Linked DNA regions of Homo sapiens: region 1 is linked to region 2. A link is an interaction called in ENCODE POLR2A ChIA-PET data of the cell type or tissue named here. Cell type or tissue: B cell. All regions are shown on one strand.

Region 1 (8,000 bases), 170 kb before region 2:
TATTTTACCCCATTAAAAACAATCACTCTGGTTGCCTAGAGCTGGGAAGTTTGCAGGGGAAATAGGGAGTGACTGCTAATGTGTATAGGATCTTTCAGGGGGGCTGAAAAAACTGTTCTATGGTGATAATCACACAACTCTGTGAATATACTAAAAGACACTGTAATGTACATTTTATTTTATTTTATGTATTGTTTTGAGATGGAGTCTTGCTCTGTCACCCTGGCTGGAGTGCAGTGTCATGATCTCGGCTCACTGAAACCTCCACCTCCCGAATTCAAGCCATTCTCCTGCCTCAGCCTCCAGACTAGCTAGGACTACAGGCGCGTGCCACCATGCCCGGCTAATTTTTTGTATTTTTTTTTAGTAGAGATAGTGTTTCACCATGTTAGCCAGGATGGTCTCGAACTCCTGACCTAGCGATCCGCCCGCCTTGGCCTCCCAAAGTGCTGGGATTAGAGGCATAAGCCACCGTGCCCGGCCTGTATTGTACATTTTAAACGGGTGCATTGTATGGTATGTAAATCATATCTCAAAAAAGCTGTTACATAAATGGTGCCTAGAGAGCATATACATGTTCTAAACTCATCCGGAGAGTCAGGGAAGATTTTACTGAAGAAATTAACTAGAAGTTGAGAGTGAAGGAATGAGTTAAATACATTAGGGAGAGGTAGAAGTAGAAGGTGTGAGACTTGGGGGTTGAGGGCATTCTAGACACAAAGGGAAAAGAAGTACAAAGGTCCTTTATGAGTAAGAGTATGACATGTTGGAGGAACTGAAAGAAAGCCACACTGTGCTAGAATCTGGATAGCAAAGTGGTTTAAAATGACACAGGAGAGGTCAGAGGGAGTCATGCCACAAAGGGTCTTTCCGGCTATGTTCATGATTAGGTCGTTACCCCAAGAGCAATGTGAAGAACAATGTGAAGCAATGTGCTTTCATCCTGGTGTGTTCTAAAAAGACCACCTCAGCTGCACGATAGAAAACTGAGAAAAGGGAAGCCACAGTAGGTAGAGGGAACCTAGTTAAAATGCTCTTTCAACAGATCAGCGACAACGGCGGGGCTCCTTGGAGAATGATATTTTAATGACAGCATATTGAATCACTGGAAGGAAGACAAATTATTTCATAAATGGTGTTAGCTCCCTCCCTATTCTCATTCCTTATGCCAAAATAAATTCTAGACGCATGAGTGATTTAACTTTTAATTTTGAGACAGTGTCTGGCTCTGTCACCCAGGTGGGAGTGCAGTGGCGCGAACACACCTCACTGCAGCCTCAACCTCCCAGGCTCAAGTGATCCTTCCCTCTCAGCCTTCCAAGTAGCTGGGACCACAGGTACACACCCCATCTTGCTAGTTTTAAATTTTCTGTAAAGACGGGGTCTCCCTATGTTGCCCAGGCTGGTCTTGAACTCTTGAGCTCAAGTGATCCTCCCTCCTCAGCCTCCCAAAGTGCTGAAATTACAGGTGTGAGCCACCGCGCCTGGTCCAATTTAACTTTTAAAAATGAAGTCACACATAAAATTAGTCAACTACAGCAACAGATTAGAACACAGTATCCACAAATTGACCCATGATTTTACTGAAATTGAAAATATGCAAAAGGTGCCATTTAAAATCATGGATTATTTAATAAATGGCAGGGTGATTGTCTTTTTTTTTAAAGTAAACTGTGACACATACATAAAGCACTGGAAGCCTGAGCAATATAGCAAGACCCCATCTCCACACACAAAAATTTTTTTTAATTAGCTGGGTGTGGTGGCGTGTACCTGTAGTTCTAACTACTCTGGAGGCTGAAGTAGGGGGATCGCTTGAGCCCAGGAGATTGAGACCATAGTGAGCTATGATCACACCACTGCACTCTAGCCTGAGTGACAGAACTAGACCTGGTCTCTTAAAAAAAAAAAAAAAACTGAAAGAACATACAACAGACTTAATATGTGAATAGCTCTGGGGAAGAGAATAAAATTTTAGGGACTAGAGTTTCGTTGTCAATTTTTACATTTCTTATGAGTATGTATTTATGCATTAAGACTTCTAAAATATAAATTTTAATTTTAAAAAGGCACACATACATAACTACAAGAAGATGACTGGGATACATATAGAATATAAGTCCAAGAAACCATGAAGGAAAGGACCAATAATTTTAACAACCAAAACCAATAAAAGTTTCTATAAAACCAAAAATACACCATAAAATGAAAATACAACAAACTTGAAAAACCATGTGCAATATCAGGGCTAGTTTCCTTAATTTACAGAGAACTCTGAAAAAATCAGTATGAAAATGGCAACCTAGAAGAAAAGTGAGCGAAGATTACATTCACAGGAAAATACAGAACCAATAAGCAAATAAAAAATGGAAGTGTAAATCAAAACAATCTTATACCTATCAGGAGATTGGTAAAATTAATTCATCCAGCCAGACACGGTGGCTCACGCCTATAATCCCAGCACTTTGGGAGGCCAAGGCAGGCAGATCACCTGAGGTCAGGAGTTCGAGACCAGCCTGGCCAACATGGCCAAACCCCGTCTCTACTAAAAATACAAAAATTAGCTGGGCATGGTGGCAGGTACCCGTAATCCCAGCTACTCAGGAGGCTGAGGCAGGAGAATTGCTTGAACTCGGGGGGTGGAGGTTGCAGTGACCCAAGATAGCACTAATTCACTCCAGCCTGAGCAACCGAGCAAGACTCCATCTCAAAAAAAAAAAAAAAACAATTAGCCAGGAATGGTGGTATGCACCTGTAATCCTAGCTACTCAGGAGGCTGACACAGGAGAATCGCTTGAACCCAGGAGGTGGAGGTTATAGTGAGCCGAGATTGCCCAGCCTGGGCAACAGAGCAAGACTCCATCTAAAAATAATAATAATAATTCATCCTGGTTAATTTGAATATTCATATTCAAACAAGTATGCAAAATTTCTGTACAGCATGTTTACTGGAATACTGTAACAGCAAAGAAAAAAGTAATGCAAAGTATTTATCAGTGTTGTTCCAATTAAATGATACAATGAGTACATGAGATCCTATACAGCTGTTAGAAAGAATAAGGTAGATTTCTACATGGTGATTTGGTGAACCAACCAACATATATTGAGATGAAATCAAGCTGTAAACAGGGCAAACCTTTCCATCTAATATCCTTCTAGATCTGCTTGCCTGAGCTAAGGGGAGAAGGGGAGGTGAGAATTGGAAAGGGAGATGGAGATGCGGCCTGAGCTGGAGAGGCTCACTTTCCAGAAGGTAAGCAACACCATATGCAAACTCTACTTCACAGTTTTGTCTGAGGCCACTCTGTCAACACCTTTAAAAAAAAAAAAGGGTGATTAGCTTTCACATTAGAGAACTGATTGTACATATGCAACACAGAAAACTCTGAAAGTAAATATAACCTACCCTTATATGTAAAGTTCACCAGTAAATTCCTGTTTCTCAACTGTCTTTTCTTTTTTTGTTTTTTCTTTCTTTAGATGGAGTTGCACTCGTTACCCCAGTTGGAGTGCAATGGTGTGATCTCGGCTCACTGCAACCTCTACCTCCCAGGTTCAAGCAATTCTCCCGCCTCAGCCTCCCAAGTAGCTGGGATTACACACATGCGCTATGCTGGTCTGGATATAAGCAAGTGTTAACTACAGATACTGGTCCATCCTTCCTTAGTCCCGATGTATATCCCCCCAGGTCAATACTGTGTTGGTTAAAATGAAATACTAGTCCATCCTTCCTTACTCCTGACGTGTATCCCCCCAGGCCAATACTGTGTTGGTTAAAATGAAAAGATATTTTACTAAGATTTTCTTATTTTTTAAAAATTTGAGACAGGGTCTCACTGTGTCACCAAGGCTGGAGTGCAGTGGCACAATCATGGCTCACTGCAGCCTCGACTTGCCAGGCTCCAGCAATCCTTCCACTTCAGCTTCCCCAGTAGCTGGGACTGCAGGCACCTGCCATCATGCCTGGCTAATTTTTGTATTTTTGGTAGAGACGAGGTTTTGCCATTTGCCCAGGTTGGTCCTGAACTCTTGAGGTTAAGAACTCCACCTGCCTTGGCCTCCCAAAGTGCTGGGATTATTGGCATGAACCAACAAGCATGGCCTTTTACTAAGATTTTTATAAAAGAAATTAAATACAGAAATGACCACCTCTGTAGCCTCTGAACACAGAAATTTAAGAAAGCACAAGCACATTGGCTTTTATAAAGAAAGGGAGACTTGTTTTTATCAATGTATTATCCATCAAAATTGTAAAACATGGCTATTTTAAAATCTCTTTTTAATTCATTAAATCAACAAAATCAGACTCCACCACCACCCCTAAAAAAAACAGAGCTTCTGGAGGGCAGAAATCTTAGTCATCATCATCTCTGAACACCACCTATATTGCTTAGCCACAGCACTCATAGAATAAATATTTACTGAATTCTTGACAATGTTTATTTTCTCTACATCTATATGTGCCAGGAACAAGTAAATCAACCAGAATTTTAAATTATACTTCAGTCTTAATTAGCCTCCAGTAAAATGAGAAAGTATATTTATAAATAGGACATTCCTCAATAGTGCTACACTTCTGTGGAACTTTCTTCCTGTACACTTGAGCTGTTTTAAGTACTACTCCGTTTTCAGTTAACAGTTTCCATTTTAAAATCACTGGGGGTTTTTTTGAAAATAGAATGAACACAGTTCTCTTTTGGTGAGGACCCAAGAACAAGTGTCAACACAAACCAGCAGCTAGGCACTAGAAGAAAAAAACTTAACCAGTCCCACCGCACATTTAAATCCCTTGGTCTCCAGAGACATTAAGAAGCTGCTCTATCCTAGGCAAGACAGAACAGTTTTACTGAATCAGAATTTTAGTACATCTGCCTCAATGAGGTCTTTGATAGAAAGTAATTTAAAACAAAGTTTCATCTTGTATGTTTCATTGACTTGTTCATCTCCCCGATATATATCGCTAATGTTAGAGAACAATGCTAATACCAAAGTCACGGGGGGCTTGATCCTTGAGGACAAGCAGCTTCAAGACTTGTTTCTCAAAAATGTGCAACAGGTCACAAAGGTCTAAGTCATGAAAACATAAATAGTTTACTAACAAAATTCAAAATAGCCAGGCACGGTGGGCTCATGCTTGTAATCTCAGCATTTTGGGAGGCCGAGGTGGGTAGATCACCTGAGGTTAGGAGTTTGAGACCAGTGTGGCCAATATGGTGTGAAACCCAGTCTCTACTAAAAATACAAAAATTTGCTGGGCATGGTGGTGCACGGCTGTAATCCCAGCTGCTTGGGAGGCTGAAGCAGAATTGCTTGAACCTGGGAGGGTTGTAGTGAGCCGAGATGGCACCATTGCACTCCAGCCTGGGCAACAAGAGCGAAACTCCATTACAAAAAAAAAAAAAAAAAAGAAAATTCAAAATAATCGAGGAGCAGTAAGGGAAGCAAACATAGGCATAGATGAAATAAAACGGACAATAAGTTGATAATTATTGAAGTTGGGTTATAGGTTCTGGGGAGTTCCTATGCTACTTTTTTTTTTTTTGAGACAGAGTTTTGTTCTTGTTGCCCAAGGTGGAGTGCAGTGGCACAATCTCGGCTCCCTGCAACCTCCACCTCCCAGGTTCAAGCGATTCTCCTGCCTCAGCTCCAGAGTAGCTGGGATTACAGGTGTGTGCCACCACGCCCGGCTAATTTTCTGTATTTTTAGTAGAGATGGAGTTCCACCATGTTGGGTAGGCTGGTCTTGAACTCTCAACCTCAGGTGATCTGCCTGCCTCAACCTCCCAAAGTGCTGGGATTACAGGCGTAAACCACTGCACCCGGCCCCTATGCTACTTTTTAAAAATATTTTTATATTTCCATAATAGTCATTTAATTTATATGTCAGCATTTTCCCATTTTTGTGATAGCAATCTGACTCCAGGTATATATTAAGCAACATGGTTTATAAGTGACTTTCTATGTAGCATTAAGGGCAAAATAAACAAACATGTCTGAAGCTCTCAAACAATTCTTAGCACAGAAAAGCAGTGAAAGAACATGAATGTTGGGAAGGCAAAAAGCAATTCCCCTTATTCTGCAGGTCCAGGTCATTTTCTCTCCTCTACAACTAATACAACCTTTCCTGGTAGGGATTGGCAGTAATAACTCAGTTGAGTCATACTGTTGCTATATGTGGTGAGGGAATTTTCCAGTGCTGTTAACCAATTTATCATTGCTGTTAGAACCTTAAACACTCCAGCTCATGCAAGTCTCTAAGAGACAGAGGGAGTTAAAATAGCCGATAGAGTCTCTAAAATGTTTTTTTTTTAATTTATTTATAGAGACAGGGTCTTGCTGTGTTGCCCAGGCTGATCTTGAACTCCTGGGCTCAAGTGATCCTCCCACCTTGGCCTCCCGAAGTGTTGGGATTACAGGCGTGAGCCACGACCTCCGGCCCGAATGTAAGATATTAATATTAAGGGAAGCGGGGTGAGGAGTATACTGTAACTTTGTATTACCTTTGCAACTTTTCTGTAAGTCTAAATTTATCCCAAAATAAAAATATTTACTTAAAAAATGTCAAGTCCAAAAGAACTTTAAAAAATAAATAAATGAATGGGGGGATTTTTAGGGCAGTGAAACAATTCTGTATACTACTACAGTGGTAGATACATGTCATTATACATTTGTCAAACCCCATAGGATGTACAATACCAAGAGTGAACCCTAATGTAAACTATGGACTTTAGGTAACAATGACTTTTCAATGTTAGGTTCGTTGACTATATAACAAAGTTTAACACTCTGGTGTCGGATAGTAGGGAAGCTATGCATGTGTGGGGGCAGGGGATATATGAGAACTCTATACTTTCTTCTCAATTTTCCTGTGAACCTAAAACTGCTCTAAAAAAATGATATTTTAAAAAAATAAACTAAAAAACTGGATGTGGATCAATGAAACAAGACTGGCCAGGAGTTAAAGACCATTGAAACTGGATCATGGGTAACTGAAAACTGTTGAGCCTACTTTTGTGTATATTTTTTAAACCTATAATAAAAAGTGTTTTTACAAAGCTTGTATCCTTAAGAATTATATTTCTATCACTCTGTCCTAAGGGACTGTCTGAATTGTGGATTACTGAAAATTTAAAAAACTATAAAGAACCCAAATGTTAGTAATTAAAGCTATGGTACATTCAAGCAATGAAACATACTATGTAGTAACATGGTATAGCTAGCAAAACTGGCCTCTTGCTAATAGTATCTCTATAGTAGATTTGGCTTATTCTGCTAGGCTATTCCACTGAAAACAAGGAAGGGACATCCCTGAAAAGGGTTAAATATTCCCAATTTTGTTGTTGTTGTTGTTATTTTTGAGGCTGAGACTCACTCTGTCACCCAGGCTGGAGTGCAGTGTCGCCATCTTGGCTCACTGCAACCTCCACCTCCTGGGTTCAAGCAATTCTCCTGCCTCAGCCTCCCAAGTAATTGGGAACACAGGCGTGTGCCACCATACCTGGCTAATTTTTGTATTTTTAGTAAAGACGGAGTTTCACCATGTTGGCCAGGCTGGTCTCAAACTCCCGGCCTCTAGTGACCTGCTCCCTCAGCCTCCCAAAGTGCTGGGATTACAGGAGTGAGCCACCGCGCCTGGCCACATTTTATAACTTGGGAGTTTCTGACTCTTGCTTCTCAGACTCCATTGTGCTAACAGACATAAACTGAAAGCATGATTTGGAAAGTTCTTTTCCTTTCCTTTTTAAGTTAATCCTCCCTGGTACCCACATCAAAACGTAACAGAATAGTGTAACCTGACTGTGAGCTTATCTTCTCTATACATCTTCCAATCCATTCCTTACATTTAAAAAAAAAAAAAAAGAAAAGAAAAAGAAAAAAGAAAAGCAGGATTCTAAGGACCCAGAATTACTGCAACTGGATTTTTTCCTTATTTTTCTCAAGGCTGTAGTATAAAAATATGTACCCTTTGAAACCTCTCTACTCTTTTTGCCAATCCCTGG
Region 2 (8,000 bases):
AGCACATTGGGAGGCCAAGGCGGGCGGATTACGAGGTCAGGAGATCGAGACCATCCTGGCTAACACTGTGAAACCCCGTCTCTACTAAAAAAAAAAATACAAAAAATTAGCTGGGCGTTAAGGCGGGCCCCTGTAGTCTCAGCTACTCTGAAGGCTGAGGCAGGAGAATGGCGTGAACCCGGGAGGCGGAGCTTGCAGTGAACCGAGACTATACCACTGCACTCCAGCCTGGGCGACAGAGCCAGACTCCGTCTCAGGGGAAAAAAAGAAAAAAGAAATAGGCAAATTGTAAAGTAAGGAAGAAAATATATGATAGGCAGATACATAATTATAAATGTCTATGACTTAACTATATAATTAAGATAAAGATCTAAGTAACTTTTAGCTCTACAATTTTTTAATTTTTATTAAGAAAATACTTTGCTTTTGCCTGCAGAGCCCTCTTAATTGGGATATTTTCATGTTTTGCATTTTAGGGCAGCTGCAATGACTCTCCGCACGGTATTATTGTCATTGCAAGCACTATTGGCAGCTGCAGAGCCAGATGATCCACAGGATGCTGTAGTAGCAAATCAGGTAAGATGGCCGCTTTTGAAAGACTTTCTTATATTATGTATGAGTCTCTAGCCACTTCAGTGGTTTGCACATTAACACATGAGCATACTCTATTGAAACTAAATTTTGAAATGGTTTTCTTTCTTGTGGTAGGATTATTTTGTCAGGTGTAATAGTGAAAATAGACTTTTAACATCCTAGTTTAATTGGATATAGATGCTGTTTTCCTAACATGAGTATTTTCAAACACATAAAGTCAAAAGAATTACATAGTGAACACCCATATTCCTACCATCTAGATTCTATGATTAATGCTCGTGTATGTGTCCATCTTTTTATCCTTCCTTTCAGTGATGATCCCTCCCTGCTAATAATTTTAATCACCTCCTATCATGGGACTTATGTGACATGGCACAGTTTCCAATGACCTTGTAATTTGTTGAACAGAATAAATATTTTTCATTTCGCTTTCTAGCTACAGTGGCTGAGTTTATTAGTTACAACGGAGACTGGACCTAAGTTATTAGTATCTGACCTGTTAAGAAACAGTTTGCTGGCCAGGTGTGTTGGCTCATGCATGTAATCCCAGCACTCTGGGAGGCTGAGGTGGGTGGTGGATCACTTGAGGTCAGGAGTTCCAGACCAGCCTGACCAACGTGGTGAAATCCTGTCTGTACTAAAAACACAAAACTAGCCTGGCGTGGTGGCACACACCTGTAGTCCCAGCTACCTGAGAGGCTGAAGTGGGAGAATCGCTTGAACCTGGGTGGCAGAGGTTGCAGTGAGCTGAGATCACACCATTGCACTCCAGCCTGGGTGACAGAACGGGACCCTGTCTCAAAAAACAAATTTGCCAACACCTACTCTAAGCCATTGGAATATAATGGACATTTTTTTTTTTAAACTTAGAAAGTTTTTCTTCTCTTGACTTCTAAGATATTACCCTCTTTTCTTCCTCACTTCATAGCTGTTCTTTGTTAGTTCCCACAATTATTTCCCTTCTTACTCGTCTTTCTTAAATGTAGTTCCTCAGTTCTGACCTTGTTACCTTTACTTTCTGTACACACTCACACTTGGATGATCATATCTGTACTGATGTTAGTACCTGTACATTGATAAAATGTTTAGGCTTGCCCTCTCTCCTAAGCACGAGAGCCTGGTGTTTAACTAAATTGGTAGGTGATGGTATCATAGAATGATAGGTTTGTAGGATTTATGATACTGCATTCAGTTTTGGCAGTGTTACATTCAGGTATCCAAGGAACATTCATATGGTTAACCACCCAAGTCACAGCCTTTGGAGTTTTTCTCTGTGTCTCCTTTGCTCCTGTTGATAACCATTCCCTGTATCATTCTGTCACTATATTTACATAATTACTCTGATTGCCATAGGTCACTTTTAAAAAATTGTTTCTTTTCAACTGCTCTGATAGATCTCCTTTTCTCAACCTCTTTCTTCCTTTCTCCATCTTCTACATTGCTATCAGGTAGCTTTATAAAGTGCAAATCTTACTTCACTAACAAAAACTTGTTCGTAGCTCTACTGTCATCTACTTGAGTCCAGATTCTTTAGTTTGCAGAGTTTTTCCATGATCTGAACTCTGCTTTATTTCCTAAATTCTTGTTTTCTTCAAACTCATGCTTTTTCAAGCATTGCATTCATTTTTACATATTGTATCCAATCTACCATATTTCCTCTGCCTGAGGAAACTTCCTCTTGGCAAACTTCTTTAACCTATAAGATTTTAATTTATATATTATCTTTCTTCTTTTCCCTTGAAGATCTGTTTATGTATATATGTATATATCCTTGTCAATATATTCTGTTATTTGTCTCAGAGTACTTCCAATTAGGGTTTTCCATGTTTTATATATGTGCTATTTGTTCATATTTGTTGTTATAAGCATGGCTTGTGTTCCAGCTTTGCTTTCCTATTGAGCTCTAAGCCTTACACGTTGAGGTTGGACTCAAGGGTTTCTTTTAGCTCCTAAAATAGTTCAATAATTTGACTTATTTCCTTGTGATGAATAAGTGGTAGAAACTAGATTTATCGTTTTAATATGTAATAGATTTAAATATATAAATTACTTTTAAAAGAAATATTAAAGTGAATTGAATAGTTAGTAATTTATACTTTGCTTTACTAAGTAATGGTGGTTCCAAAGTATTTGATAAATTTACCTCTTTCCAATGCATATGGGAAGTCTTTTAATAAAATTACTCTATTGTGAGTTTATAATCATCTCAAGTTATGTAATAAGTTAGGACTTTGCATGTGGGGTTTCCATAAATCACTGTACACTAATGCAGCTGTAAGAAAACAGAAGAATCTAGTTGTATTCTAGCCTGGGCTGTGGGTAATACAAAAGCTGGTTACATCGTAAAAAATTATTCTAATGTCCACATATTTTTATAAGCTAGTAATCTGTGTTCAGTTGTATAATGTTTGCTGCTTTCCAGTGTTTGGAACATCTCTTAATACCTCACTTAACCTAATTTTAGTCTTGCTAGTTATATTTGTTGAATTTGGAGATTAAAGTAGATTAATGTTACTTGTCTTTATTATTGTCAACACAAATTGTGAGTCGAAGCTTCAGGTTAAGTGGTCTTTTCTCGAGTGACATAGGTTGTCTATAATGCAAAGTGAATCACATTTTAAATGTAGATTTGTTTTATTTGGAAAAGTAGGATTGTAGGCGATTAAGAGCTGAAATATATCAAATATTATAACTGTAATGTCATGTCAATCAATTTTTCCCCCCATATAGTACAAACAAAATCCCGAAATGTTCAAACAGACAGCTCGACTTTGGGCACATGTGTATGCTGGAGCACCAGTTTCTAGTCCAGAATACACCAAAAAAATAGAAAACCTATGTGCTATGGGCTTTGATAGGGTAAGTACATAAGGGCATGTTGATTTTGATATATTGATTGATTTTAAATTATTGCAAATTCTTGGCTGACAAAAGTGGTTTAGAAAATAAGAGAAATTCGCAGCCTGGGCAACATGGCGAAACCCATCTCTACAAAAATTAGCTGGACATGGTAGTGAGTGCCTGTAATTCCAGCTACTCTGAAGGCTGAGGTGAGAGAATCCCTTGGGCCCAGGAGGTCGAGGCTGCAGTGAGCGATAGTCATGCCACTGCACTCCAGCCTTGGTGATAGAGCAAGACCCTGTCTCAAAAAAAAAAAAAAAAAAAAAAAAAAGGAAAATAAGAGAAAATCTAGTTTTGGTAAACATATTTTCTGTTTTCAAAGTCAGTGATTTTTTTATTTTTACTAATTACTGTCATTGATTTTAGAAGCTTTCCATGCACTGCAAATGTAAATCAACTTACAGAAAAGAAACAAGGTGTTAATTCCCAGTATAAAGAGTGAATGATTCAGTATTGTTTAAATGTTTCCTTGAGATTTAATTTCCTGTCCCCTTTTCTTCTCTACAGAATGCAGTAATAGTGGCCTTGTCTTCAAAATCATGGGATGTAGAGACTGCAACAGAATTGCTTCTGAGTAACTGAGGCATAGAGAGCTGCTGATATAGTCAAGCTTGCCTCTTCTTGAGGAGCACCAACATCTGTTATTTTTAGGATTCTGCATAGATTTCTTTTAAACTGGCATTCTTGCCTAATGATGTTATCTAGGCACCATTGGAGACTGAAAAAAAAAAATCCCTGCTCTGTAAATAAAGCTAATTAAACGTCTGTGTAAATTTAAAAAGGGGAAATACTTTAATTTTTTTTCTTAATAGTGTAAAAATTCCCTGAGCTAAGCTAAAACCATGGAAGAAACATGCTACTTTAGTGTTTAGCAGTGTACCAAGACTAGCAAGAGTTTGCTTCAGGATTTTGTTGAATAATTAAGATAATATTTTGAGTGTGTCAGGGCCATTCAAATTGTTGGTGTTGCATCACAGCTACCTTAACTGTTTTTAACATGGATCCTCTGTGCCTGTGAATTTACTTGCATGCTTGTACTTGACTTCTTAGGATGGGTAGCTGAAAAGACCACCATTTTAAGCATTTGAGAATTCTTAAATATGAAATTTATTCAGAATTGAAGATGGTGACCTATTCAGAGCCTTTTTGTCCTTGTCAACAGACTGGGACAGTGTCTGATTCCCCCTTCACCCCCCCCACCCCCGCCTTGCCACACACAGCTAATATTCTAATGGTAAATTTCTCTGTATCAGGTGGGGAAATGTGCTGAAGGACAGTATGTATCCCTTGCTTCATTTTTAGGTCGTAGGTTTGGAATGTCTTGTCCCAGTTCTTCAAACACTCTTAAATTTTTCTTAAGTAATGTAAAAATGGAACTGCCAATTTTATTTCTCTTGCAAAAATAGTAAATACTTGATGTTACATTATTCCCAGGTTTAATGAAAGAACCCAACTTAGTTTTTCAGTGAATTTGACACCTATTTTTTAGTGATGAAATTTTTCTTTGAGAACTGGCAAGGATGCAGTCAGCTGTTTGCAGTTTTTAGCCTGATTTTGGGGTCTATAGAGATTGCTTTATTGGATACTTCAAGTCATTCTTGCTTGCACTTCCCCTATTGACACATGAAAGCTGTGTTGGTGTTTTATTGTACATACTTCAGATGCACATAGGAATAGAAGTGTGTTATAAATCTAGCTTTCTTTATGATGTTTCTGATAATACGAGAATTGAAAACTTTACCTTCTCTTGTACATAGTCAGACTATTTGTATTAAATTTACATTTCATTCTAAGTTCAAAAGTTTGAAAATTATTAGTTTTGCAAGATCACACACTAATGTAACCATTTTATGAAGGTTGAAGTGGATTTATGCAGGCAGTTCTATATATAGAAATACAATTCTTTTTAAATTTTTAGGACCAATACAAAATAACAAAAATGTAATGGAATCAGACTGAATTAAAGTAAGGCTGTATATTGAAAGTCATATTATAAAAGGTTTGCTTTCTTTAAGTGTTATTTATCTTAAATTATAATCGTTAAATGTTTGGAAGATAATTTTTGAATCATAACGTCAGCATAACTTCATTTGACTTCTCAATAATCTTGATACTAGAAGCAATAAAAGAACCATTATTAAATATATTGTAATGTTAAAGATGTGAAGGTTCTTCCAAAAATTTGTAAGGCTTTCCTAATTAACAGTAAACTCTTATAGCTGATATTATTACATACTAAACACAAGTTGCTGTTTTTTCCCCATATGTTTGCTTACGCATGTCTTTATACAATCACCTCTTTTTATTGCTGTAGTTTATTTTCTAAAGATGCCAAAGGAAACAAGATTTTTCTTTATTTATTTTAAATACCTGAAACCTCGTACTTTATATTTTGAAGTAAGGTGGGATTGTGTGAAAATGTGGATGGTTTTTCTCCAGTGTTGGTTAGAACTACTTTTTTTAAGTGGAGGGCAACTTGGTAGTATTAGTAGAATTTGGGTTTAAAAATATCAGACACATCTACCCAGTTTATTTTTTGCCTGTATTATCAGGGTATATTTAATTGTCCTGTGGTTAAACAAAGGTGAGAGAGCTCAGAGGTTTCTAAAGGTCAAGCATTTTACATATATACATACATACATGCTCTTGGAGGCAGCTATATCCTGCTTTGATTTTTATGCACATGAGCCCTATAGGGTTATATACTCATCTAACTACACTTCAGCATCCCCAGTGCCCAAGAAATTGGAAAGTACAATATTTGGTTTGAGACATTCTTCATAAAAGATTCTTTATTATAAAAATTTACCTCATTTACATTTAATGTGATGATCTTTTTTTTCCTTTCTGGTATATTTCCCACTGTACTGTTTGGTTTTTGTTATTCTCTTGTCTGTGGGTAGATTTAGTTACCCAAACATAGAAACTAAAGCAATTGCTTTTTTCCTCTGGTCTTAAATATGTTTGGACAAAAAGACACTAAAAGGTCAGGCCTAGGGGAAAAGTACCCTGGTGGAAATTATTTTTGTAATTCTTAATATTTTTGAGTTGGCTCCGTTTGTCAGTTTTAAAAGCCTCAAAAATTATGTTAAAAAAAAAATCCAGTGAAATCCCATTTAGGGCAGGCCGATTTGTTAGAAGTCACTGATGCTCCAGTAGGCTTTTGTTATAATCAGGCCTGTTTCCTGAGTATGTGCCTCTTTTAAAAGAAGAAATAATTAGCTGTATAGTATTTCAGTACTGATGAATGAATGAATGAATGAATGGCAGTTAGTGGACCCAAATAAGTATTCAGTGGTATATAAATATTTGAGGAACTAGGTACTGAATTAGGTGCTCTGAGTTGGCACCCCGAAATGTTTGGAATCACGACTATGATTTACTTAAACACGTAACACATTCAAGGATATATAAATGGAGTCTAAGTATTTTGCTTTTGAAGAGAATAATCTATGAAATGGAAGACTTGATTTTTTTTTTCATTTTTTAGAAGTAATACACATTTATGATTGTTGGCACATAAAACTATGCAAAATAATTCTTTTTAAGTATCTGTAAGAAAGAATTGGCAGTTTAAACGGATTTTGCTTATTTATGCACTACAGAATGCAGCATACTGTATTACTGTTGAGGCTGCTTAATAAGTTTACCAATGTGAAAAGCAGATCTTGGGTATAAGTGTATGCCTGATTTGAGCTTTTAAAACTGTGCAGTAGGTGTATGGTAATGTTTTACAATCCTATGTAGCAAAATAGGAAATTATGAATTTTTGTTGTTATTGTTTTAAAGATTTAAGATGGATTGGGGTAGGGAACAGCTGGAGCCAGGTATACCTTCTAGTATGTAGAGGGAAACAATGTTTAGATAGGAAAAAGGAAGCCGTCTGTTTACAGTTAACTTTATTTCATGGACTTCTACAAAATGTTGTATTAATCACTTTTTCTAGTTCAAGGAATTTCAATTCCAGGGTACAAACCATTGATTTAAAAATTACGTTTCCATTCTTTTTAGTATCAGTTTAAAGTAAATGCTTACCATCAGCCAGTTGCTGTCACTGGGAAGAAGGCAACTTGAAGTATTTACTGATAAAATAGCCTTTATTCCCAAGTGTGACTTTTCTTCAGTGTCTACATATTATGTCACACGTTCTATTTGCACTGCTGCAATATAGATCAAAGATCTTGTGGCATAGGGGTAGGGGAGTGTTAGTATCTCCCTTGTCCCATTTGTTCTGTTACTGCTTCATTGGACTGATACACCCTCATGAACTTGCAATCACCTAAATGGAAGTCTTGAATGTGTCACCTTTTGCTTGGTTATTTCAACCATGCTGCTATATATAATCAGGTGTGGCACAGTTTGTCAGTTTGATTATAGGTGTGAGTGGATAGAAATCATTACACTGTGCTGTTAACGATCCTTGTCTGCTTGCTGTTACCTACTTTTTACAGGCATCATAATAAAAGCTAGACTATTTCTTTGGGGGGAAAGAGACTTATTTAATG

Evidence for each region. Peaks named below come from ENCODE experiments on the same cell type or tissue, not always from the same donor. Only the 100,000 strongest peaks of a DNase experiment are listed, where the experiment ranks them.
Region 1: POLR2A ChIA-PET joins it to region 2 with 11 read pairs; 2 of 35 experiments call an interaction of 5 or more read pairs at or near these places.

Annotation. Positions count from the first base shown.
Region 1 is chr4:39,608,797-39,616,796 of GRCh38, forward strand. All of the region lies in intron 1 of SMIM14 (small integral membrane protein 14), which reads right to left. Among named protein-coding and RNA genes, the nearest start is that of SMIM14, 26 kb to the right of the region's middle. RefSeq lists enhancers at 685-784, 1,025-1,224, 5,129-5,178. In B cell, no CTCF peak of the experiment used is centred here; DNase peaks (open chromatin) are centred at 885 and 4,755; H3K4me3 peaks cover 1,781 bases; H3K27ac peaks cover 7,606 bases.
Region 2 is chr4:39,774,358-39,782,357 of GRCh38, forward strand. UBE2K (ubiquitin conjugating enzyme E2 K) reads left to right here. Exons shown (of 7, transcript NM_005339.5): 5 at 477-576; 6 at 3,325-3,453; 7 at 4,003-8,000. The coding sequence ends at 4,077. Among named protein-coding and RNA genes, the nearest start is that of UBE2K, 80 kb to the left of the region's middle. In B cell, no CTCF peak of the experiment used is centred here; no DNase peak of the experiment used is centred here; H3K27ac peaks cover 698 bases.